Linked DNA regions of Mus musculus: all the other regions are linked to region 1. Evidence: chromatin loops called from intact Hi-C (ENCODE). Cell type or tissue: left cerebral cortex. All regions are shown on one strand.

Region 1 (8,000 bases):
GTTATAAAGTATTTGTTCTAAAACAGTAATAGCCTGTGACTATACCCAACTTTTGCAGAAACTCCGTATTATCATTGAGAAATAATGTTCTTTCAAGAGCCCTGAGAGAAACATTAAGGAGAACATCACTAACACGCACTAAGATCTGCCCTACTACTGTTTTCTTATTACAGGGAAGAAACAGAAAGAAAAAGAAAAAGAGAAAGTTGTCCCCTTCGAAACAGGCTGAGGGTGGCAGTCAGCAGAAGACTGTGACTTGACATGACAATAAGTAGTCCTTCCCCCAGCACTAGTCTACGCAGATACGATCACACATGCTCACCTCTTTTTCCCCGAGTACCATTCAATGAAGAACCAATGCAGAACAAGAGGAAGCATAGCCATAAAGCCCAGATAGAGCCAGTCGTAAAGTTCTGGGGACTCTGTGCAAGGCTGACAGTACTTCTGTGCATTGGTCCTCTGTCCTCTTGGGCATACCTACAACAGGTATAAATACTGTTTTAGGATCATTCTATAAGGGATTCCACTGTATTTTAAACATCTTAGTATGTATGTGTAGCTTTTGAAAATTAACAAAGAAAACCAAGCCTATAAGCAGAATAAGAAGAAATCTCAAAGAGAAGCCACTTCAAGAAATCCACATGACCTGTGCTATCTATAAAATGCTAATGAAGAGTCTTTTCATTTAGTTGCTAAAATAGCTAGCTAATATTCAGTGAAAAACCTTGTTAGTAACATCATACAAAGACTACTGCAGAAGTATTCTGGAGTTGGCATGTTAATTCACTATGCAAAACACTTTGCTAAATTATTAGACAGTACTTAGACATTATAAAGTATCTTTTAATATCTGTGACTGTCAAGAAAGGTTTAATATAGTTATCACCATGCCAATATAAACAAGGTTTTTATTAATACCATATTCTTATACATTCATGAATATATTTAACAAAAAAAAAATCTACATGTACAACGTTTCCAGAACAAACAAATCTTACAATGAAATAATATCAACATAGGACTTACCCCACATTCTCCATAGATTTCACTTGAGCCATTTTTAAATAATAGGGTCTTCCCACAGTAGAGTCCAAGGCATGCTGGTTGAATATCGACAGCTTTTTAAAAACAAATGCCAGTATAGTAACATCTTTTGTGATTATAAACAAGAGTAGCCTGAGAATAGCTGAAGTAACTGACAACAACTATCTCAACCTCACTTTAAAATTACATAACAGACAAGTCTCGACACACTGTCACACTGTGACAGCACAGAAAGTTATACTTGCATCTTGCTGCTCTTCTGGAGTCTCCTATTCTAACCAGCACAGCAGGTTCTAGCCCCAGACACCTAACCCTGAATCTTCCCAATGGCTCTAGGAAGCCAGTCCCTATGATTGGAGTTTAGAGTTTCATTGGTTATAAGGTCATAAGAACTATTATTATTATTATTATTATTATTATTATTATTATTATTATTATTATTGAAATCCCTGATAGGGGCCAGAGAGGTAGCTCTGGTAAAAGCGCTTGATGAGCACGCCTGACTAACTCAGGAGTCTTGACTTCTAGAGCCCATGGTAAAGAGGACTCCAGAGAGCTGTCTCCTGACCTCCATGTGTGGGCTGTAGCAGGCACACCCCCAGCCCCATGCCTATCATACACCATACACAAGCACACAACTTAAAATTTTAATTAAAAGAAATCACGGGGGCTGGAAAGATGGCTCAGCGGTTAAGAGCACAGACTGCTCTTCCGAAGGTCCTGAGTTCAAATCCCAGCAACCACATGGTGGGTCACAACCATCCTTAATGAGATCTGATGCCCTCTTCTGGTGTGTCTGAAGACAGAGACAGTGTACTCACATACATAAAATAAATAAATAAAACTTAAAAAAAAAAGAAAGAAAAGAAAAGAAAAATCTCGGATAGAAAGCCACTTGTAGTGAGAATTCAAAATACTATGCTTTCATTTTAGTCTCAGGCATGGGGATGGGATATGAGGCTGCTTCACAGCAGCTGACTGTGATTCGCCTCGGGCTCTAGCAGAAGGTTCCTGCAGTTGTGTGACGTTTAGAATTCTGGAAACTCTTCAGAGAGTAATGGTAGGGCTCTGAGAGGCAGGGTAGGGGTGGTTGGTCGTTGAGGAGGTTTGGGTGCAGTCAGTGGCTATGTTCAAAGAAGAAACAAGAAGAAATTCAAGGAGCTCTATTCCCCTCCCCCATCCTTCCTTCTCTCCTATCTGGTGACAGGGGATGAAACTGGGAGAAAGGAGGACCAGAGAGTGTATGTCGGGGGAAAAAGAATCTGCAAAGCAGCAAAGGCCAGCTACAAGCAAAGAAGAAGCAAGAAAAAAATTAGATTCAGAGATCTTTATTATCTAAACACCCCCCCCCCCCCACCTGTGCATCTTTCTCTCCTATCTATTGATAAGGAGTGGTAAAACTACAAAGACCAGCTACAGTCACTATTCTTCATTTGGCCAAATAGAGACACTGGGCACACAGACTCATTTTTTATTCATAACAGAAATGCTGAATTGTCCACATTCTGAAAAGAGAACTTCAGAGCAGAAGGTAGGTCTTTAAAACAAATCAATTCACCTCCATATCAAAGCATTAGCCCAGTTTTTATGATTTTTGACAAGGGTAGATCCCATCAGTGCTGGCACTGAGCTTCTGAGCAATTACTTGAGAACAATCAATTTCTTGCAATCAATTTCTTAAAGGGATGAGGGGAATTAAAAACAGCTCTTTTAAGACAAAAACCCGAGGATCTCCAAATTATCTAAGACTTCATCGAAGAGAAATTACTCCTCTGTATCAGTGACACCTGATCCTCTACACCAATTATGGAAAGTGCTGCTCAAAGCCACAAAGGTACTCAGAGGACGATGGCAGTGAGGCTGGCTTCTGTAAGAATCTGCCATTTGCTATGAAATGAATCCAAAACAATGCTGGCCTACGTGTGAATTTACACGTGTTATTATTGCTGAACAATAATTTCCTCAAACTTTTCATGTGGAGACTCTGGTTACAAGGCCCTTTCTCCTTTCAAATTCCTGGAGAACAGTTTTGTTTTTTGTTTTTGTTTTTTTTGTTGTTGTTGTTGTTGTTTTTTGGGGGGACTTATGTTGCCGAGGGAAAACAGAAAAAAGTCTGAAATGTCTCATGTTTGATATTTTCACTTTACCAAGTATCTGACATCTTTTTTTTAAAAAAATTCTTCTTTATTTTATAATCTTAAAAACAAACTTTTATTATTATAGTATTGTGTTTTCATGTGTATTTGTGTTTTGCCTGCATTTATGTCTGTGCACCATGTACCAGCCAAGTTCCCGCAGAGGCCAAAAGAGGAGAAAGTCAGAAAGGGATATAGGAGCCACTGAACTGCAGTTACTAAGGGTCCTGAGCCGCTGTGGAGGTTCTGGGGATCAAACCCCACGAAAAGCAGCAAGTGCTCTTAATCACTGAGCCATCTCTCCAGCCAATCCTTAACACCTTTTTTAAACACAACTGAACTGTAATGAGAAGGAAGTCCCTTCTCCATGGGCTTTGCGTCTAAAAGATCTCAAAACCAAGGCCAACAAACCAAAGCTCATTTACCTAACGAGAAGAATCTGTACAACCTTTCATAGCCATTGGTGAGCTATAGCTAAAATGTTGTCCTTGTTTTTTTCTGCAGCAGTCTAAGACCCTTTGTGAAGGGCTTAATGTATTTACATTTGATGTCCAGTGTAATAGTGCACGCCTTTCAACCCAGCACTATGGAGGCGGAGGCAGGTGGAACTCTGCGTTCGAGGTTAGCCTGGTCTACAGAGCAAGTTCCAGGTCGACTAAGGCTACAAGGACAAACCCTGTCTTGAAAAACAACTATTACATTTGAGGTTGAAAAAGCAAGTCTCGTGGCAATTAGGTTCTGCTTCCTTGTCCTGTTCTAACTCTGCTTCTAATTCTGAAGTCAACCACCAGGAATGCTTTCCTGGACAAGAACAAAGGGACTGAAGGAAGGGACACAGGAAGAGCACAACAAAGACTCAGCCTTTAATTCTGCACAAGCGCTCTTCTCCAGCCATTCTGGAGCAGACCATCCCAACCCCGGGAGAAGTCAGTGCCTGGGCTCAGCGCAGCCAAGGGCCAGGCTGCTCGCTGCAGCAGAGCTGTCGGCCCGATGGCGAGCCCAAGACAATGCGAGGAAAAGCAATAGGAAAAAAGGACAGAGACACGCCCGCAGCCTAATCGACCACTTACCCATTGGCCACACTAGGTTCCCCTGAGAAGCCGGGGATCAGCGGGTCCGAACGCAGCGCCCGAACATCCGGGCCACAGCGCTCTCAGCCGCTCCGCCTCCCGCTAGCCTGGCAAGCACGCTGGAACCCCGCCCCTGCTACATTCGGCTCCGAGTCCCGCCCCACCACCGCTTCCCCCGCTAGGGGTGTCGGGGGTGCACGCGGCGGACTTCCAGGCCTAGGATTCCCAGAAACCTAGTTTCCTAATCTAGGCTTGGAAGCCTCTCTCTCTCTCTCTCTCTCTCTCTCTCTCTCTCTCTCTCTCTCTCTCGCTTCCGGGTTTGAGCTCAGAGGCTCCACCTTTTCCGGGTCCAGACTCAGGTCTCGTCCCCGCCCTGCCTCCAACTTGAACTGGTCTCCACCGCCTCCAGTGTCTCTTTGAAGGGGCCCTGAGGTCCCGCCCCCGTTTCCTAGACGAAGCTCGTAGCTCCGCCCACCCCGTGCATTCAAGTCGCCGAGGCCTCGCTCCTACCCTGCATTGAGGTCTCCGAGGACCGCCCCCATCGTGCGGGCTAGTTTTCTAGGCACCGCCTCCGCAGAGTAGTCTCTGGAGCCCCGCCCCTATTTTATTGGCTCCTTTTCTAGGCCCTGCCCCTGCCGCGTGTCTAGTCTCCGAGGCCCCGCCCCCGCCGAGCAGTCCAGCCTCCGAGCCCCGCCCCGCTGCTGGAGCAAGTTCCGAAGCCCCGCCCCCTCCGTGTGTTCAAACCTCTGGAGCCACGCCCCCATTTGGGGGGTCTAGTTTTCTAATCCCTGCCCACGCTCCCTGTCCTGTCGCCCAGGCTCGCCCCTGTTGGGAGTCTAACTCTGAATCCTGCTAGCTCGGGCGCGCCCAGTCTAAGATTCCGGACGCTGGTCGCTGGGTGATCTCTGCTCGCCGGCTTGGCCCTGAGATTGCCACCGGTTCTGCGCGTTCTCCCGTTGGGTTTGGCGCTTTCTCCCTGCTTGGAGAGAGCACCACCGCGCTGTGCGGCAGTCCCTGGACGCAGACAATGGAGGCGGCGCTGGCAGTGACCCGGCTGCCCCCAAACGACCCGAGGACGCCAGCACTGTCGGTGGTGGACATGCACACAGGCGGCGAGCCTCTGCGCATCGTGCACGCCGGGTGTCCGGAGGTGGCAGGGCCCACGTTGCTGGCCAAGCGTCGCTACATGCGTCAACACCTCGACTACATCCGGCGGCGGCTCGTGTTCGAGCCCCGCGGCCACCGGGACATGTACGGGGCCATCCTGGTGCCCAGTGAGCTGCCAGACGCACACCTAGGCGTCCTGTTCTTGCACAACGAAGGCTACAGCTCCATGTGCGGTCACGCGGTGCTAGCGCTGGGCCGCTTCGCGCTCGACTTTGGACTGGTGCCCGCTCCCCCAAAAGGCGCCCGGGAGGCTCAGGTCAACATCCACTGCCCGTGTGGTCTGGTGACCGCCTTCGTAGAGTGTGAAGGTGGCCGCAGTTGCGGCCCTGTGCGCTTCCACAGCGTCCCAGCCTTTGTCCTGGCCTCAGGTAAAGGGTGAGACTCACTAGACCCGGTTGAGACAATCCGCGAATCTAACCACTGCTCTGTGGCTGAATATATCTGCGCAACTAACCCACCCTGCCTGCCCTTGCGATTAATAAAAAGGTAATTCCAAATTACTGCAAACACGCTTCAGTGTCTTTGCCTTACAGGTTTGGTGGATGCAATTCTGCTGTCCTGCTGAGCGGATCCATGCTCACAAGGCCTGGGGGGAGCTTAGAGTGGAATGCGGATGAATTGTGCGCTTCCTTTTTTTAAGATCCTCATTCCTTGCTTGTCAGGATTCATAGCCGCTTCACAGTAGACTGAAGTTAAGGACCAAAGGACAGTGTGTGTACCAGAGTTCGAGCATAGCTTAGAATATGCTTGGTAAGAACTAAATGACTCTGAAAGGCACTAAATTTGTAAGCAAAGCTATTGCTGTCCTTGTTGAGAAACAAAGTCCTTGGCTGGACACACAAGTTCACAACCCCTCAAAAGCCATCCAACCTTAGGCAAAGTTCACAGACTCCTTGACTGAGTCTGTACCTTCATTTTATCTCAGAGGTTTTTGTGGTTAGTAATGAGGGTATGAAACATTGTTAAAATTTTTTTTTCTTAAATTAATGAGTGTTCATTGTTTTATTGTTTTGAGACAGGGGGTCACTGTGTAGCCCTGGCTGGAATGGAACCCTGGAATTTCTACGTTGACTAGGCTGGCCCACTTCTTGAGTACTGGTAGATTTTTTTTTTAAAGATTTATTTATTTATTATATGTAAGTACACTGTAGCTGTCTTCAGACACTCCAGAAGAGGGCGTCAGATCTTGTTAGAGATGGTTGTGAGCCACCATGTGGTTGCTGGGATTTGAATTCCGGACCTTTGGAAGAGCAGTCGGGTGCTCTTACCCACTGAGCCATCTCACCAGCCCAGAATTTTTTAAATATCTGAAAAAAAAATATTCGTCAAGAAACAGAGACTTCAAGATATGTAGGATTGTTTCCTGGAGATACAGAAACATGGACGGGGTTTCTGGGTTCTATGGTATAGACTAAGCAGATAATCTGCATAATCGGGACATTTACAAAGAGGAGCATCCCTCTTAGGAATCAACTGGCAGCTGTTTTATCTCTCATCCCAGGTGTCCCTGTAGCAAGAGTACCCAGCATGCAACTTGCAGGGTCCATTTGCCCAGGATAGCTATGAATGTGCCCTCCATAAAAAATGTACACTTACGACGGGGGGGTGGGGGGGTGGGGGGGGGTGGGTGTTGCACGCCTTTAATCCCTTTACTCGGGAGGCAGAGGCAGGCGGATTTCTGAGTTCGAGGACAGCCTGGTCTACAAATTGAGTTTTAGGACAGCCAGGGCTATAAAGAGAAACCCTGTCTCGGAAAAAAAAAAAAAAAAAAAAAGTACATCTTTTAATCATTCATTTTTTTATAGTCTCTGAGTTTCATAGCTCTCCAGCATGGAACTTGCCACACTGGCAGGTCAGACACACTTGCCGGCTTGAGTTCTGTCCATGGAAATGTTTAATGTTTGCCTGGAAGTGAACTGGGAGCTACTTTAACCAATCTAGGAATAAGGTTACCACTGCTTTTCTCCCAAGACTTCAAGCTATGCAAAGCATTCTTAGAAAATCTGACCCTGATCCTCCTTGAATAATTAGACTCTGGATCAGTCTGGGCATAAATGACACTGTAGCTGAACAGGCTTAGGGTGGCCCCAGTAGAGGGAACACCTGTGATGAGGCGGGCCTTGGAGGAATTTGATGCCCTATGAGAGTATGGCACTTGGGAAAAAATGATTTATGGTTTAATAATAATGATAATCAGGGTTAGAATTATTATCATTATTATTGGTTTTTCAAGACCAGCCATTTAACCAGCTGGATACCTAGTTTCTCCCTAAGCAACTTGAGCAGTAGATTAAAGGGAGTCCACGAGTTTCTTCCTTCGAGCCCCGGGAGTGGCAGCAGCGGGAGTTCGTCCTGCGCGTGGCAGGAAGGGTGGTGCTGGGTCCTGTGCATTTCTGCTAGGCAAACCCGATCCCGTGCGACTTGTCTGGTATGACCAGAGGCCCCTTCCTGGCCAAGGGCGGCTGAATCCCAGCGGTTCCCAGCGCGGGGCAGAGGAGGAGGGCATGGGGGTGGAGTTGGGGTGGAGGCAAGATCCGGAAGCAGGCCTCTATCAGTGCACACTCCGACAAGCCTCTTCTTAGGA
Region 2 (8,000 bases), 680 kb before region 1:
GCTCCATTTCAGATGTGTATAACCTCACACTTACACAAATGTCCGCTATCCCACAGCAGTTAATGCCCACTGCCAGGTACAGTGTGCTTATCCTTACCAAATACCTTCGTGTCCACTATCCATAAGCACTGTGGTAGGCCTCAGGAAGTAGTTGTTGTACTTCCTCTTTCAGAATTAAGCATAATTAGCATACATGCCTAGAAGTAAAATACATGATTTCAAATCATAAAAATGCAGGTATGCCACTGAAAATGAGCTTTGATTTAAAGGGAGGGAACTATGGCCAATTCCAGGGTGCAGGATGGGAGAGTTCCATGTAGAGCACTGGAACTGCTCTCTGTAGATAGAGGTAGTAAGCCTTCAACAACCCAGAACAAGCACGAAACGTAATATCCATTACAAAGGCAAGTTTGTAAAAACAGTAGAATAATGTGGTTTCTTTATTCTTCTTTTCTAACCATGAAATTTAGCTCTACGAAATACCAGGTCAACTCTTCCCTACTTACTGGCCCGTCTCACCTTTGCTCTATTACTGCTCTTCTTTATCACCAAGTTTACCACCTACTATTGCTTAATCACCAACTCCAAACCGAGGCGTGACCCTTCCAACTCCAGAAAGCCAAGTAAATGCTCATACTTAATCTTTGTCTTGATTGACTTTCATTCTGTGCATATGCAAACTTTATATACCAAGTCTTTACCTGTTCTCAATTTTTTACTCACTATTGGTCAGTATTTCCCCCAAGTAGTTTTTTTTTAATTTTATCTTATGTATATGAATACACTGTAGCTGTCTTCAGACACACCAGAAAAGGGCATTGGTTCCCATTACAGATGGTTGTGACCCACTATGTGATTGCTGGGAATTGAACTCAGGACCTTTGGAAGAGCTGTCAGTGCTTTTAATCTCTGAGCCATCTCTCCAGCATACCCCAAACCCCCAAGTATCTTAAGATCCCATAAACTTAGTAACAATAGCTACCATTTATTTGGTACTTTCCTTTTGATGGAAAATGTCAAGTGGCCCACCCCTCTTTTTGAGACAAGGTCTTGCTAAGTATGTAGCCTTGGCAGGCCTTGAGCTCCCTATATAGACCAGGTTGGCATGAAACTCAAGAGATCACATCACATGCTGTGTGGGCCACCATGCCCAATACATGTCTTGATATAATTTTTCTACCAAATCTTTAAGACACTCACATAAGAGACATTTCCATGTGACAGGTAAGGAAAACTGAGAAATCAAGTAAATTAGCCAAGACTACCTCCTGTATGTAGGAAAGCGGGGGCTGAGCTCTAGCTTTTGAGGGATAGTTGTGTTATACTTCTTTATGGATCCTCCTCTGAGGCTGCATTGGTCTCATCTACTCAGGTCCTCAGGTTCTACACTAAGGCCCTCAACCATTTATGAATATAAGCTCTACACCTCAATCTCAAAGGTGGTGAGCCAAGGCAAATTTTTTTGATTTAACTTCTAAAGCCCTAGAAATGGGGGGAAAAGCATCATCATAATCCTTTCTGAAGGGATTCTTGTATATCCCTTCAATACACAAGGAAAACCTTGTATACTGTATGGATGCATCACCTGTCAGTTAAAAAAACCTATGACCTTATAGCTTAGGCAGGCAGGTGGGACATCTGGGAGACAGAAAGAATTCTGGGATAGATCCAGGTGCTTGAGATTGACCTGAGAAGCTGTGAAGAGATGGAAGGCATGGTACCTGAGCACAGGTAAGCAGCCACATAACAGAAGGTAGATTAAATAAATGGGTATTTTAGTTATGATCTAGCCTGAGTAGAACCTAGCTATATGGCCAAGATACCTGTAAATATATTTTGAGTCTGGGTCTTATTTTTAGGAGCATGGGGCTGGGAGGCAGAACCTCTACAGATTCTTGCAGATGAAGACAACTGTGTACACTTACAGGCATGCATTTCGACGGCAGAACGCTACATTTCAGAAACCCTAACAGTGAGCTTTTAAAATTCTGGTTCCAGGAACAAGGCTCTTTTAATTGAAACAATCCACTCAGGACCTTTTAAAGACTATTTTTAAATCTATTGACATGATTCTGCAATGTCATTTAGGTTCACTAAGCCCATATATAGCTATCCAATGGCTGCTAACAAGGGATTTGTGTATGATTCCACATGTCTCTCATTTAAAATAGTGTAGCTGCTGTACGTAACCTATCTCACCCACTGCACACTTCAAATCACCTTTAGATCACTTTAATATCAAATATAATAGAAATACTGTGTAAATTAAACTATATGGTTTAGAGAATAAATACAAGAAAGTCTATAAATGTTTAGAAACATAGGCAATTTTTAAAAAGTTTAACTCTAGGTTGATTGAAGCGAGAGGTGGAAAACTAATTGTCAGAGAAAGGATCATCACCTATTTCAGAAGGCTGTTGTGAAAAAATGAAAGCTTTACACAAATACAGAGTCAATAAAGGATAGGGGCCTTTTGTCTTTTTCGAGACAAGGTTTCTCTGTGTAGCCTTGTCTGTCCTGGAACTCTGTAGATGAGGATGGCCTTGAACTAACAGAGATCTGCCTGTAAAGGAATGCACCACCATTGCGGTGTACGTAATAATTTATTACTTCCCTTTTTTATCCTGAAGATAAATAAAATAATGTGTCATGATTTTCAAATTATTACCTGCCACAAAAACTAATGAATTTTAATTCAGATCCTAAATATTAATAACAAATACACTTAAATCAATGGGTTGCAAATAAAAAAATTAATGATTATGAAAACTGGAGTTCCTTCCTTATCACTCACTCAGTGCTTAAAATATTGATATTGGGCTGGAGAGTTGGCTTAGGGGTTAAGAGCGCTTCTGCTCTTCTGAAGGTCCTGAGTTCAAATCCCAGCAACCACATGGCGGCTCACAACCATCCGTAACAAGATCTGGCGCTCTCCTCTGGAGTGTCTGAAGACAGCTACAGTATACAATAAATTATACAGTGTATAATAAATAAATCTTAAAATAAAAAACAAAGTGAAACCTTAAAAAAAATATTGATATTAAGAACACAGTATCTACAGTCCAATTTACCTTTTTATTTTGTATGTATGTATGTATGTATGTATGTATCTATGTATTTGCCTACATGTGTGTCTACATACCACAGCTTGTGTTTTATATGTATGTATGTATTTGCCTACATGTGTGCCTATATTACCACAGCTTGCGGAGATCAGAAGGCATCAGATTTCCTGGAACTAGAACTGATGGTTATGAGCCATAATATGCTGGAAATCAAATCTCAGTTCTTTACTGAAAAAAAAAAAGAAAAAGAAAAAAGAAAAAAAAAAAACAACAAATGTTCGTAGCCAGGTTTTTCAACATATATAAATTTGCACTTCTTAGTTTCTTGTAACATTTGTCAAGTCATGAGCTGGAGAGAGAGTTCAGCAGTTAACTGCTCGCTCTTGTGGGTCAAGAGTTCAATTCCCAGCAACCACAGCCATCTGTAATGGGATCTGATGCCCTCTTCTGGTGTGTCTGAGGACAGCTACAGTATGCTTGTATACATAAAAAAAATGTTTATGTAAAGGTAGATAGAGCTTATCACACTCAATACTTTCTCTGGCTCTTCTTGCCTTGGTAGTATTCAGACAGGCAATATAAAGATTACAATCATTATATATATTTTTTTATTCATTCATTCATTCATTCATTCATTCTGTAAACACATAATGAAGCAAAAAGGTGTTACTTATAGCTGAGTGTGGTGGCATGTGCCTTCGATCCCAGTACTGGGAGACAAGCATCAAGACAAGATGGATCTCTGTGAGCTTAAGGCCAGCCTGTCTACATAGCGAATCCTAAGCCAGCCAAGGCTATGTAGTAAGACCCTGTCCCAAAAAATAAATAGAGCTGGGCATGGTGGCGCACACCTTTAATCCCAGCACTCAGGAGGCAGAGGCAGGTGGTTTTCTGAGTTTGAGGCCAGCCTGGTCTACAAAGTGAGTTCCAGGCTACACAGAGAAACCCTGTCTCGAAAAAACTCAAAATAAATAAATAGATAAATGAATAATTTTAGATGTCATATAATATGCAGAACATGAAACATTAGAAAGCATGAAGAAAGAAAAAATAAAGAATATAGTCAGCCTTTCTTTATACATTAATCCAAGCTTCTTAAATGAGAATGGTTTATAACATGCCAAAAAATACATACATTCTTGCTAAAAACAACAAAGTAACCCATGAGGCCACTGAATTGATAAGTATTTGTGTTACCTGAAGACAGGGCAAGCATGACAACAATACAGGAAATCTAACAGCCGCACATTTGTGCTTCTGCTCTCCTGAGGGCCATCCTGCATATGTCACAGGGCCAAGGCTTAGTTTAACTGTGTCAACTCCCCTTGAGCCCGGTTTTTTTTTTTTTAAACTGTCTTTTAATTTGATTAAAGATGAAAAGCACTCACGGGTACTACTCAGACAATAGATGATTGTTTGAAAGGAACATCAAATATATATCAGAATTATTTTTGTATCAGTATAGACTAAGAACAGCAATACATTCTACTGGCCATAAAGTAAACAGCCAAGGTGAGGTTTGAAAAAATTAGAAAGATGCAGACATTTAGTAAGCACTTAGCAATATTTACAAGGCAACAAAAGAGGATGCTATACATTTTGGTAGGGGGGTGGGGAAGATGACAACTAGATATTAGGTGAATTTCCAAACAAAAGTTTAAGTTAAGACAAGATCAACAACACTTGGCTTGAACCAAAATACACAGACACACGGACACATAGACACAAAGAAGCTCACAATGTATTCTTATAATGCTCATCATATCCAACCACTGAGGACCCCAGCTTCTTCAAACATGCTGTCTCAGGTGCATGCTGTCCCCAAAGATGTCCCAGGACATCTTCTAGGCTTCCCAATGGCAAGAGAAAGAAAGATCAGTGAAGGCCACTACAGGAAGGTTCCCTAAAGCCGGGCCACAAACTCAATAGAACAGAGCCCAGAAAGAAAAACAACTTCAAAATGGTAAAACATCTAAGTAGCAGGTCTATCAGGTATGTAGTTGTTAAAGGTATGTTCAACAGTCACAGAATGGCAAAAGAATAATAATAAATATACATGTGATGATGTAATCTACCCCTTGGCATTACTGATTCCAAAGCTCAAAGGGTCAAATGCCTTGTCCCTGGGCACAGATATTTTCGAGCACATTTCTGGCAGAGCACCATTCCTTACAACAGGTTATACTATAATTATGGCTGGTCACTACAGCCCTTCATACTGAAATGTAGTCATTCATTCCATGTGAAAAATAGGGACACAAACCCTGCAAGAAGCAACTTGATGCTTCCAGTGGCCAATTTTACTATTTTTCAAACATGTATTACAACTAATATAAAACATTATCCATCTTAATATTTGATACCACCAACATAATTACTCCCCAGATGTAAAAGTGTTTAGTATTAATACAAATGTTTGAAGAAACTTGCACATATAGTTCATTATAATTTCAAGGTATTACTGCTGTAAGCTTCTAGGTTAAAAGCAGTCATCCCAACATAGCTGACTGTTCAATCAGGTATATACAAGACAAGTGAGGAGAACTTGGTCTTGCACCATTCAAGAGGCCCCGAGCTAAATCTATCCCCAGCAATGCAAAACAAACAAACACACACACACACAAAAATGCAGCCCAGAACTGTAGCACTGGGAAGATGATCTGCTTTGTGCTTCAAATTATTAAACAGTCAAGCAGACATTAAGGCAATAAAGGCGGTATTGAAGATAAGTATGTGGGTGTGTGCTCACTATCTTTCTGGTCCTTAGTTTCCTCATCTGTAACTACAGAAATAATCTTTGGCAAAGGCCCAGAATACAGAAAAGGTTAAAGGGAGGTGAGAACCAAGCACTATGTAGTGAGCCCTCAGAAACCCTAAAATCCTAAGGCCCAGAAAACAATCATTTAAGTTCTATGATTCTTCAGCAGGCTTCTCCTCCATCCAGTAGTAGTCATGTTTGAAATCTGAAAGCCAGGGTTTAAAAAGATTGTTTTTGTTTTTTTCTCTGAACCGTGGAAAACTACTCATTTTCGTAACGTCAAAATCATTTATTCTTCTCAAACAATGCCAATCTCCTTATACTCTAACCGCGCGGTTAAAAATATACCAGGAGCATTATTCCAACTATCAGGAAACTTGGGGTGGGGGCGGCATCGTAGATTGCTTAGACTCTGACCTTTGTGGATTTCTAAGTATCGTGTAGTGTTTGAGAAAAGAGAAAAACACTTTGGATGATGAAATTTGCAAAAGATCTAAAACTCCAGTTGGCAGAAGGCTCTCCACAGCCAGCTGTCTTTCAAGAAGGGGATCCGAGTGTGTTTACAACCTACAAGCAGAAGGGAGCCAAGCCTAAACTAAACTCTAACATAAAGAACTTTCCTCCAATATATCAGGCCAAAATGATGCAAAACCTGTAGTTTACTTCAATGGGTTTGCTCCAAGCCGGAATAATGAATGAAATGGAGGCATCACTACTGAGTTGGGGGCCTCACTTTCAACCCAGCGGGTGAGTCTCCAAATCCAGTGAACTCACGGGCTGATCTGCTTCAAGGGGAGACCCCGCTGCAGGCTCCCCGAAAGTTCCGCGGCCGCCAGTGTCCGCCCCGCCCGGCCGAGGGTCGCGCCCCCTCCCAGCCGCCGCACACACCCCGCCTCCGCCCCCGCCGCGTGTTAACCCCTCGCCACCCGGCGCGGGCTCGGGGAGGAGGCCGCCCAGGGGGTGGAGTTGTCGCGTCTCCTCCCGGGATCGCCCGGGCAGACGCCCGGCTTGTTTACAGGCCCCAGGCCTGGCCGCCGCCGCACAGGCCCTCCGCCCGCCCGCCCTCGCCCTCTTCCTCGCCCTCGCGCCGCGCTTACCCGGAGCAGCCGCGGGCGGGCGGGTCCCTCGGTCGGCCGGGGCGGCGGTGGCGACGGCGGCCGGGCACGGGGTCCCGCGACGGCGGCCGGGCCCGGGCGGAGGAGGGGAGGAGCCGGGCTGGGTCCGGGCCCCCGGCTCTCGGAGCCCTCGCGGCTCAGATCATCCGGGCGTCGGAGCGGGAGGCAGAGAGCGGGGCCCGCGGGAGGCGGAGGAGGCGCCGAGGACTCATCGCTTTCCGCCCCACCTGCCTGGGCCCCCCTCCCCCCGCCCCAGCCACCCGATCCCGAGCTGCGGACCCGGCCGGCGCGGAGACCACGGCGTTCTAGCTCCTGCGCGCGCTCCCGCCCCTAGCGCCGCCACCGCCGCCGCCTCTAGCGCGGCCCCGCGCACGCGCGCTCTCGACACCGCTGCCCCTCGCCCGGCCCCGCCCCGCCCCGCGCCGCCGTTTCCCCCACCCCCGGCCCTGCAGCTGCGGCGCGGCCCATGGGCTGGAGAGACCCGGATGTGGGAGGGCCGGAACTGCGGCTTGGGCGGGGGAGGGGCGGCGGTGACGTCACTGCCCTGCGCTGCTCCTCAGGTCGCTGCCGCGGGCCGATCCCTAGGGAGCGTGGACGTCCTGGGTGCGAGCCAGGCGCGCGGCCTTCGCGCTAGGGCGCAGAGGGCCTCTCCAAACCCGGCTGTCGTCGTCGTCCGCACCCGACTCTTACACCTGCCTACGGACGCCGGTCTCCAGGTGCAGTCTCGGTTAGCGCCCGGCACAGGGGACTCAGCCTGCCCCTTCGACCCCACGAGGCGCACACGAGTGCCGCGGCCATACCGCAGACGTGCGTGTGCAAACCGTTCACGCCTTGGGACACGTGCCTAGCTAGAGCTTCTCGCGGGTTGTCCCCGAGTCCCTGCAGGGATTCCGAATTGTATTTATGTGCACGTTACGGGGTCACGTGATTCGGGCTCAACGGGCACCTCCAAAGACCTCCAGTGGGGCTAATGGAACCGAGGGTTTTTCAAAATCTAGAGGATAATCAGAAACGTGACAGCTGCTTTCACGGAGAGCTAGAGATGAGCAAAAGGTAACTGCA
Region 3 (8,000 bases), 580 kb before region 1:
TATGTCCCCAGGAGGCTTGCTGGGTCAAAAGTCTCTTGTTTTTTAAATGCTTGAAAACAAGGATCTTGCTACTCTCGAGGTGTTTAGCAAAAAAGCAATGGAGTGTTTGTAGCTGAAATGAATCCAGAGTGGTGTTTATGGCAGGGCTAGGAGAGTCAACAAGACCATGGTGTGAAGAACGTTCTCTGTATTTATTGTGCTGTGTGGCAGGTGACAGAGGCACGGAGCAGGGCTTTGTGGTTGCTAAGTAGATACTAGTTAAGTTTGTGTTGTCAGAATCATGCGGTAAGATGTCACGGTGTCAGGTTCCCCCCTCCCCCTCTGCTGTTGAAAGGTTTCTGTCCCAACATAGAAGGCTGTTTGCGTTGAATTATGGAGTCTGGAACAATAGTTACATTGTTTCTACAGTGCAATCCTGATTTCCGGAAGAAGTGGCACAAAAGGGAAGAAAGCTGTTGCCACCCTTTCAAAGGGGAACAGGTGAGAGAGCCGCAGTGAGTGGGTCTCTCATCATTGTGTAACTTCCCTGTTCAGAGAGGAAATGATGTTTCGAGTGGATGTAGCTAGTGCTTGGATTTTGCCCCTTTAGTTATTTAGATTTTACATTTAAGTGGTTAAAATTCTGCCAGCTTGAGACGGTCATGGTGGCACATACCTGTAATCCAGTCCTCAGGATGCAGAGGATCAGAACTTTGAGGCCAACCTGGTCTCCGTAGTGAGTGCCAGGCCAGCCGAGTGTGTTTGTTAAAACTACAACTGCACAGCTAAGGACCGCTGCTTCCCGAGACCCAGCCTGTTCCTGCTCTGTTATGAGCACACAGGTCTCAGGAGAGTCCCCACATCTGCTCGCCTGTCCTTCTTGTCTTCAACACTTTCTTCCCAGGTTCTGTGGTGATATCTGCACTGGAATTGACATGCAATCCTGGTGCTGGCTGTGTTCAGTGTCATTACCACAGACCCCGGAGTCCAAGCCTCCTGTTGTCTATTCTTTCTCACTGCTGAACAGAAGAAATGAGGAAATAATATTATAATTAAAATTATAATATTATAATATATTATATATTATGATATCATAATAGATATGTTATCTAATGATGATTGAAATGGGCTCACTAAATATATAACTGGGCTCAGTGGTAGAGAACTTGCCTAGAATTTTTGAGGCCCTGGGTTTGAACTTAAGCGTGCACGCACACACACACACACGCGCGCACACACACACACACACACACACACACACACACACACGAGGTGGGGAGGGCATAACTGGATTCCAACATGAATTACTGAATAATGCTATTGTTCAAGTGAAAAATAATTTCTGAAGTTGACATTGGTTTGTGTTTTCCTTCTCTAATGCCCAAACTGTCATGTGGTTTTATTGTAGTTTTTTTTTAACTAGTCAAGGTCTTCCAGGGAAACAAAAACACATACATATTTATGAGTGATGGTAAAGAATTGGTTCACATGGCTTTCAAGTGCAGTAGGCCTGACGTCCCTAGCACACAGGCAGCTGGAATTCAGGGGAGAGGCGAGGTAATTGGAACCCAAGGGCAGTCTGGAAGCAAGATCTTCCTAGCCTTCTGCTGTTTTCTCATAACACTTCAACTGATTGAACTCCCCACATTATGGGGGGTAGGTATGTGCTTTATTGAAAGTCTACTGATATAAATGTTAAATAAATCTTAAAATACCTCACAGTAGCATCTAGACTAACATTTTAACAAAATTTGGATGTCATGGTCTGGCCAAGTCATGTTGCTGAACCATCTCCTCGGACCCCAAAGTGAATCTTTTTTTTTTTTTTTTTTTTTAAGGAGTTAGAGATCACTGTTTTAAAAGTGAATTTTTTAATATGATGATTATGAATCATCCTGGTTAGGAGTGCTTCCTCCAAACCAACATGTGCAGTTATTGTGTTCAACTAAGTGTTCCGTTTGTTAACATAAAACATTCTGAGTTTGAGGCAGGTGATCTCTCTGAGTTTGAAGCCAGGGTGGTCTCTATAGTGAGTCCCAGCACAAGCAGTGCTCCGCGGTGAGAGCCTGAAATGAAACAAAACAAGGCAAAAAAAGTCATGTTAGTAAAGCTTTTTTTGTTTGTGTGCATGAATGTTTTGTCTGAAAGTATGTTTGTGCACCATGTGAGTGCCTGATGCCCTCGGAGGTCAGAGATGGGAAATGGATCCCCTGGGACAAGAGTTACCAACAGATGTGAGCTGCCATGTGGGTGTGGAAATTGAACCCAGGTTCTCTGCAAGAGCAACAAGTGCCTCTAACAGCAGAGCCACCTCTCCAGCTCCAGTACGGAAAAACACTCTAAAGCTCTGCCTTGGCACTTCGACACTCAGCACCCACCCGGGTCTAATCCCTAGGGGTGGACAGGAAGAGATCATAGCTTCCTGCCAGTCTCCCAAGCCCAATGTCCCAGTCTCAGATCCCTCATCCCCACAGCTTGGGGTTGTGACCCATCGGAACACTAGATCCACTGCAGTCCTGTCCTTTTACAGAAGGGGAAACATTTGGGATAAGATTCATCATGAGACTCTGTGTGGTATTTTAAGACATCTTATTACAAAAGTAATGTGCTACAAAATAAAAATAAAATTCACATGGCCCAGGTGATACGTCAATTAGAGCAATTCTTGACCAATATTATTCCAAATGGCAGTCCAAAAGTTTAGCTAACTGACATGCACCTTGAACTATACCACAGCAATTTCTGATTAACACTAGTTCAAATATTTCCTGCATAGATCACTCTAAAGATGCAAAATATAGACCTTTGTAAACCTTTTCTCACTGCAATGAAAAAAGTGACAATTCAGCTGGGCGTGGTGGCGCACACCTTTAATCCCAGCACTTGGGAGGCAGAGGCAGGCGGATTTCTGAGTTTGAGGCCAGCCTGGTCTACAAAGTAGAAACAGAGAAACCCTGTCTCGGAAAAAAAAAAGTGACAATTTATAAAAACAATACTAACAAACACAGAAGAAAGAACAGAGCAATTAGTGTGCACAGAGGCCTTTCCATATTCAAATGCTGTCAAATGATAATGGCATCATTTACAAACGGTGGCAGGAGGACACCAACCTGAGTGTTTTTAGCTCCTGGAACTTAGCAACAGTTGCCTTCTAGCCCAGTTAGTTTTATGTTCTGATTACTCTGGGCCATGATAGCCAACTTTTGGCCAAATATGAGTATCATTTGTAATGTTTTTCTAAATATAAGCGGCCAGTCCACGAGGGCAACCCAGTTCAAGTGCTGAGTTACTTCGGTATGCTTATCTCAGTCCACAAGCTTAAAGTGAAAGGAAAACAGATTAGGAAGAGTGAGTGAGGGTTTGGCTCAGCTTTTGGGAGCTTGCCCAGCGCGAAGAAGGACCTGGGCACAATTCCCAGCGTGGAGCGGGGGATGGGGCCTCGGGGTCGGAGCGGGCAGTGATCAAAGTTTTGTTTTGTTTCTCGCCAAGGCACCACCAAAGCCCTGAAAAGTCGTCCTAAAAACAGCTGTTAAAGACTCCTTCATGCCCTCACAAATCTTGTTGACTGCTCTCCCAACAGCAGTTTCCCAAGATTCCATGCCTTCTATTGCAACACCCCGGCAGTCTTGCACGCAGTAGGGACGCGCAGAGACGCCGTGGTGCAGCCCGGGACACAGATGGAGCCCCACCTTCGGGGACTCGCTAGGCGGAGCCCCGGGTTGTGACCCGCCGCGTAGAGGGCGGGCGCCGACTGTCTTCCGCTTGCGGCAGAGTCGGGTAGGCAAGGGACAGCGATGAGCTGGGAGCTGCTGTTGTGGCTGCTGGCGCTGTGCGCGCTGATCCTGCCCCTTGTGCAGCTCTTGCGCTTTTTGCGGGCGGATGCGGACCTGACCTTGTTGTGGGCTGAATGGCAAGGGCGACGCCCAGGTGAGCATCCTCTACAGCCTGGGCTCTAAGGAAGATCAGGGCCGAGGTCCCTCCCAGCTGTTGCCAAGCTGAGCCTTGACCAAGGGCTGAGGGTCCGGGAGGAAGAGGCAGGGGCTAAACAGGCAGTACCCACTCTGTCGCTTGTCTTAATTCGAAAATGGCCCTGATTTGTTACCCAGACTAGGATAGAAAACGTCAAACCCCAAGAGAGCGCTGCAATTCTCTGATGCCTGCAAGACACAGACTTCTTCCGTAGGATCCCCGGACACTCTCAGGGAAGGCACCATGGAGAGCAGAGTGTGTCCCTTGCTTTCTAAGAGGCCGGAACATTCTTTGATCCTGCACTTTTTACTTTCCCGGAAGCACCCAAAGAAAATTTGGCCTGAATCACTTACTCACCTGCTCACTTGGTTAAAATTTTCGCAATAGAAAGCGCTGAGCTGGCTTTTTGCCAGGAGGGAGATCATTCTGTGTACAGTAAGGCACGTTTCGCCCGCTCCACTTCGATCTGCAGCTTGCGTGGTGTTTAATGTTCACTTAATACATGATTCACATGCTCCGATATATCAGTTCACAGATGCTGCTGGGTGTTATGTCACGTTGGCAGTGTGTTCAGCAGGCCACAGACAGCCTCTGACCTTTGGCGTTAACAATTCTGATGACATGGGCACTCTTCGTATTGTTTTTCAGTTAAAGACATTGACAGAGAAACTCAAAGCCTCCCTAGGTAGGCTTTTCTGATCCTTAAAGGACTAAGTGGGATTCCACTGTTCGTGGTGGAAAATACACAAAGCACCCGAACAAAAATGCTTTGAAGTAGCTGGTGGCTCAGAAGGTACTGCATTCAAAGTCAGCAGGGCAGGAGTAGGTGACAGCTGGATCTTGGATTTTATGTCCCTCCCAGATGTTGGCAGGCATCCTTGCTGTCTTTTCTCTGAAGCTGCATTGCCTTGGCTCAAACAGTTGCAGTACTGACAAATGCAACTGCACAGTGTGCTTGTGGATTCAGCGCTGCAAAACAGGAGAGGGCATGGCTGTGACTCGGAGACTGTCAGTGTTGAGGGCAAGAATCCTAAATACCCCATACATCTTTTAACTGTAACTCTCCACTGAGCACCATTGAGACAGATGGATGTATCTGTAAGCTCACGGTCAATAGCAGCCTGTGGATGTTGTTTGTGTTTGGCCTCATTTATTTAAATGGAAGATTGAGTTAAACTCAGTTTATAAATTATGTGACTGTATAAAAGTTATTAACACATTAATTATGTCTGAAATGTAGGTGTGTTTAGTCTTTTTTTTGCGGTGTAATTTTTTTATTACATATATTCTTCATTTACATTTCAAATGCTATCCCCAAAGTCCCCTATACCCTCCCTCCGCCCTGCTCCCCACCCAACTCACCCACTCTCCTGCTTCCTGGCCCTGGCATTCCCCTGCACTGGGGCATATGATCTTCGCAAGACCAAGGGCCTCTCCTCCTATTGCTGGCCAACTAGGCCATCCTCTGCTACCTATGTAGCTAGAGACACAGCTCTGGGGGGGGGGTACTGATTAGTTTATATTGTTGTTCTACCTATAGGGTTGCAGACCCCTTCAGCTCCTTGAGTACTTTCTCTAGCTCCTTCATTAGGGGCCCTGTGTTCCATCCAATAGCTGACTGTGAGCATCCACTTATGTATTTGCCAGGCACTGGCATAGCCTCACAAGAGAGAGCTATATCAGGGTCCTGTCAGCAAAATCTTTCTGGCATATGCTGTAGTGTCTGGGTTTGGTGGTTGTATATGGGATGGATTCCCGTGTGGGGCAATCTCTGGATGGTCCTTCCTTCCGTCTCAGCTCTGAACTTTGTCTCTGTAACTCCTTCCATGGGTATAGAGAAGACAGGACGTAGGGAGGGTGTGGCCTCTGTCTCGCGCTGGAGAGAAGCAGCTTCCACATCGTGTGAGGGATGAGGCAGAGAGTGGTGCAAGGCCTTGGGAGAGATTTCTCAAGCTGGCATTAAACTCTGGGTTTCTTGTCAACTCTCAGAGTCTGATTTTTTTTTTTTAAGTCGTTGTCAGATTCTATGGAAACACTAAGAAAAAAAAAAAAAGGATGCTAGATTAAAGGACGGGAAGATAGGTGTTAGATCTGTGATCATGTGGGCATAAAACGAGCCGCTGGAGACCATTTTCACTCAGGCTTTACATAATAGGTGTTTATTGGTGTAAACAAGGTTGGACTCTGTTAATTTAGGCTGATTAGTAACAGTTACAGCGTAAATGAATGGTGTGTAGGGTAATGTGTAGACAAGCTTTTAGCAAGCAGTTGTGAATGGCTAGCTGAGCACACAGCCTCTCATTCATTCAAAGTCTTTGGTCAATTGTACTCTCTCCCCAAAAGCATCTTACCTGAAAGGAAAGCTTTGTTTACATAGTTTGGTTATTTCTAGGACAAGTTGTATGTGTTCCAGTGTCTAAGAAACAGTTGGGTTTTAAAATGTTTGGGGCTTTGACGGTAGTTTGATGATAGAGAGTACCTGTGTCTGTAATGCTTGCAGCTTGGGCTCAGTCCTCAGCACTGGGGACCAAACTTGACCATATCTGAATGTGTGCACCACAACACAGCAGACAGTGTTTTGTTTCAGCTAGGCTTCTTGGTGTTTATTCAGTAGATACTTACTACTTATGGAGTCCTTTTGATATTCTAGTCTCTGCAAGATATTAGGCCACCGGTGAGGAGGAGGCGGCCAGAGTCGATGCCTCGGTGCATTTAATAGACAAGTGTGGAGAGCTCTCCCCCTCACTCCTGGAGACCCCAGTGTTCTGAAGAACTCGGACTCCATAAAGTTCCTGTGATGTTTTTTTTTTTTTTTTTTTTTTTTTTTGGTGGTGGTGGTGGTGGTGGGGTTCCGAGACAGGGTTTCTCTGTATAGCCCTGGCTGTCCTGGAACTCACTTTGTAGTCCAGGCTGGCCTCGAACTCAGAAATCCACCTGCCTCTGCCTCCTGAGTGCTGGGATTAAAGGCGTGCGCCACCACCGCCCGGCCCTGTGATGGTTTTTAATATGGAATTGTTTAAGCTCATAGACAAGAATGAAGTAAGGCCAGCCGAGAGAGCCTTATTGCCCTCTGTCACGGGACAAATTAGAGCCCACAAGAGACCATGCGAGGTCTGGTGAGCGTAACAAAGCCGCAGAATTTAGTAGGCCCCAGATCTTAGCACATCCGACGCCATGAAAAGCCGTTTAGAACATAAAGCAGCCGCACCTGCTGAAACGAAACAAAGACCTAATCCATCGAAGTCCATAGTTCGGGAAAGGCTCTAAATGTACTAGCCTTGCTTCTTAGCTTCTGTAGTTCAGCTTCTGGAATATGCCAGCCCAGAATATAGTCTTGTTGCTTGGAGTGGTGGCGCATGCCTTTAATCCCAACACTCGGGAGGCAGAGGCAGGCGGATTTCTGAGTTCGTGGCCAGCCTGGTCTACAAAGTGAGTTCCAGGACAGCCAGGGCTATACAGAGAAACCCTGTCTCGAAAAACCAAAAAAAAAAAAAAAAAAAAAAAAAAGAAAAAAAGTTTTTGTGCTTAAAAGCTCACCCCAAGAAAGGCCCGGGGCTATACTGGGATCCCAAACACCAGATGGCTATTAAAGACTTCCTATTGGCTTTAACCCATGCCCGAGCAGTCATCTCTGGTGCGTACCCACAACTGTGAGACCGGCAGTTAAAGCTGCTTGCAGTATAAGCCTGATGGCCCGAACTCCATCCTGCACGCCCCAAAAAGGTGGAAGAAAAGAACTGGCTTCTCTGGTTGTCCCCCTGACTGCCAGCCAGCACGCACCAAGGCACATGTACACACACCCCGCCATGCACACGCGCACACACAGTTAGGATAATGTGTCATTCTAGTAATGAAATTTAAAACGTTAAATCCAGAAAGAGGGCTGGGACAAGGGGTCACACCGCTGGGAGGGTGGCACTTATGGTGTGGAGGCAGGAGGATGAGGTGCATGCTTCAGGCAAAGGCAACAACTGTCTAAGTACAACAACAACAGAACAGATGATCATACTAGATCATACTATTGAGCAACATATGGCATTTTCAAAGGCATC

What was found. A loop is a pair of places that touch in the nucleus more often than their neighbours do. Peaks named below come from ENCODE experiments on the same cell type or tissue, not always from the same donor. Only the 100,000 strongest peaks of a DNase experiment are listed, where the experiment ranks them.
Region 2: a loop joins it to region 1, with 6 times the contacts of the local background. A loop is called at or near these places in 9 of 42 quality-filtered maps.
Region 3: a loop joins it to region 1, with 2.3 times the contacts of the local background. A loop is called at or near these places in 9 of 42 quality-filtered maps.

The regions. Positions count from the first base shown.
Region 1 is chr12:72,082,433-72,090,432 of GRCm38, reverse strand. It overlaps L3hypdh (L-3-hydroxyproline dehydratase (trans-)), which reads left to right and starts at 5,120. Exons shown (of 5, transcript NM_026038.2): 1 at 5,120-5,784. The coding sequence starts at 5,277. Jkamp (JNK1/MAPK8-associated membrane protein) reads right to left here and starts at 4,594. Exons shown (of 7, transcript NM_024205.2): 1 at 4,250-4,594; 2 at 1,027-1,118; 3 at 323-477. The coding sequence starts at 4,253. In left cerebral cortex, CTCF peaks have their summits at 4,418 and 6,541 (motif pointing right); DNase peaks (open chromatin) are centred at 4,394 and 4,792; H3K4me3 peaks cover 2,697 bases; H3K27ac peaks cover 2,320 bases.
Region 2 is chr12:72,760,552-72,768,551 of GRCm38, reverse strand. It overlaps Ppm1a (protein phosphatase 1A, magnesium dependent, alpha isoform), which reads right to left and starts at 7,341. Exons shown (of 6, transcript NM_008910.3): 1 at 6,921-7,341. In left cerebral cortex, a CTCF peak has its summit at 3,514 (motif pointing left); DNase peaks (open chromatin) are centred at 6,602 and 7,476; H3K4me3 peaks cover 2,869 bases; H3K27ac peaks cover 1,673 bases.
Region 3 is chr12:72,660,535-72,668,534 of GRCm38, reverse strand. Dhrs7 (dehydrogenase/reductase (SDR family) member 7) reads left to right here and starts at 3,707. Exons shown (of 7, transcript NM_025522.5): 1 at 3,707-3,906. The coding sequence starts at 3,774. In left cerebral cortex, a CTCF peak has its summit at 3,730; DNase peaks (open chromatin) are centred at 3,405, 3,701, 4,151 and 4,668; H3K4me3 peaks cover 1,969 bases; H3K27ac peaks cover 1,263 bases.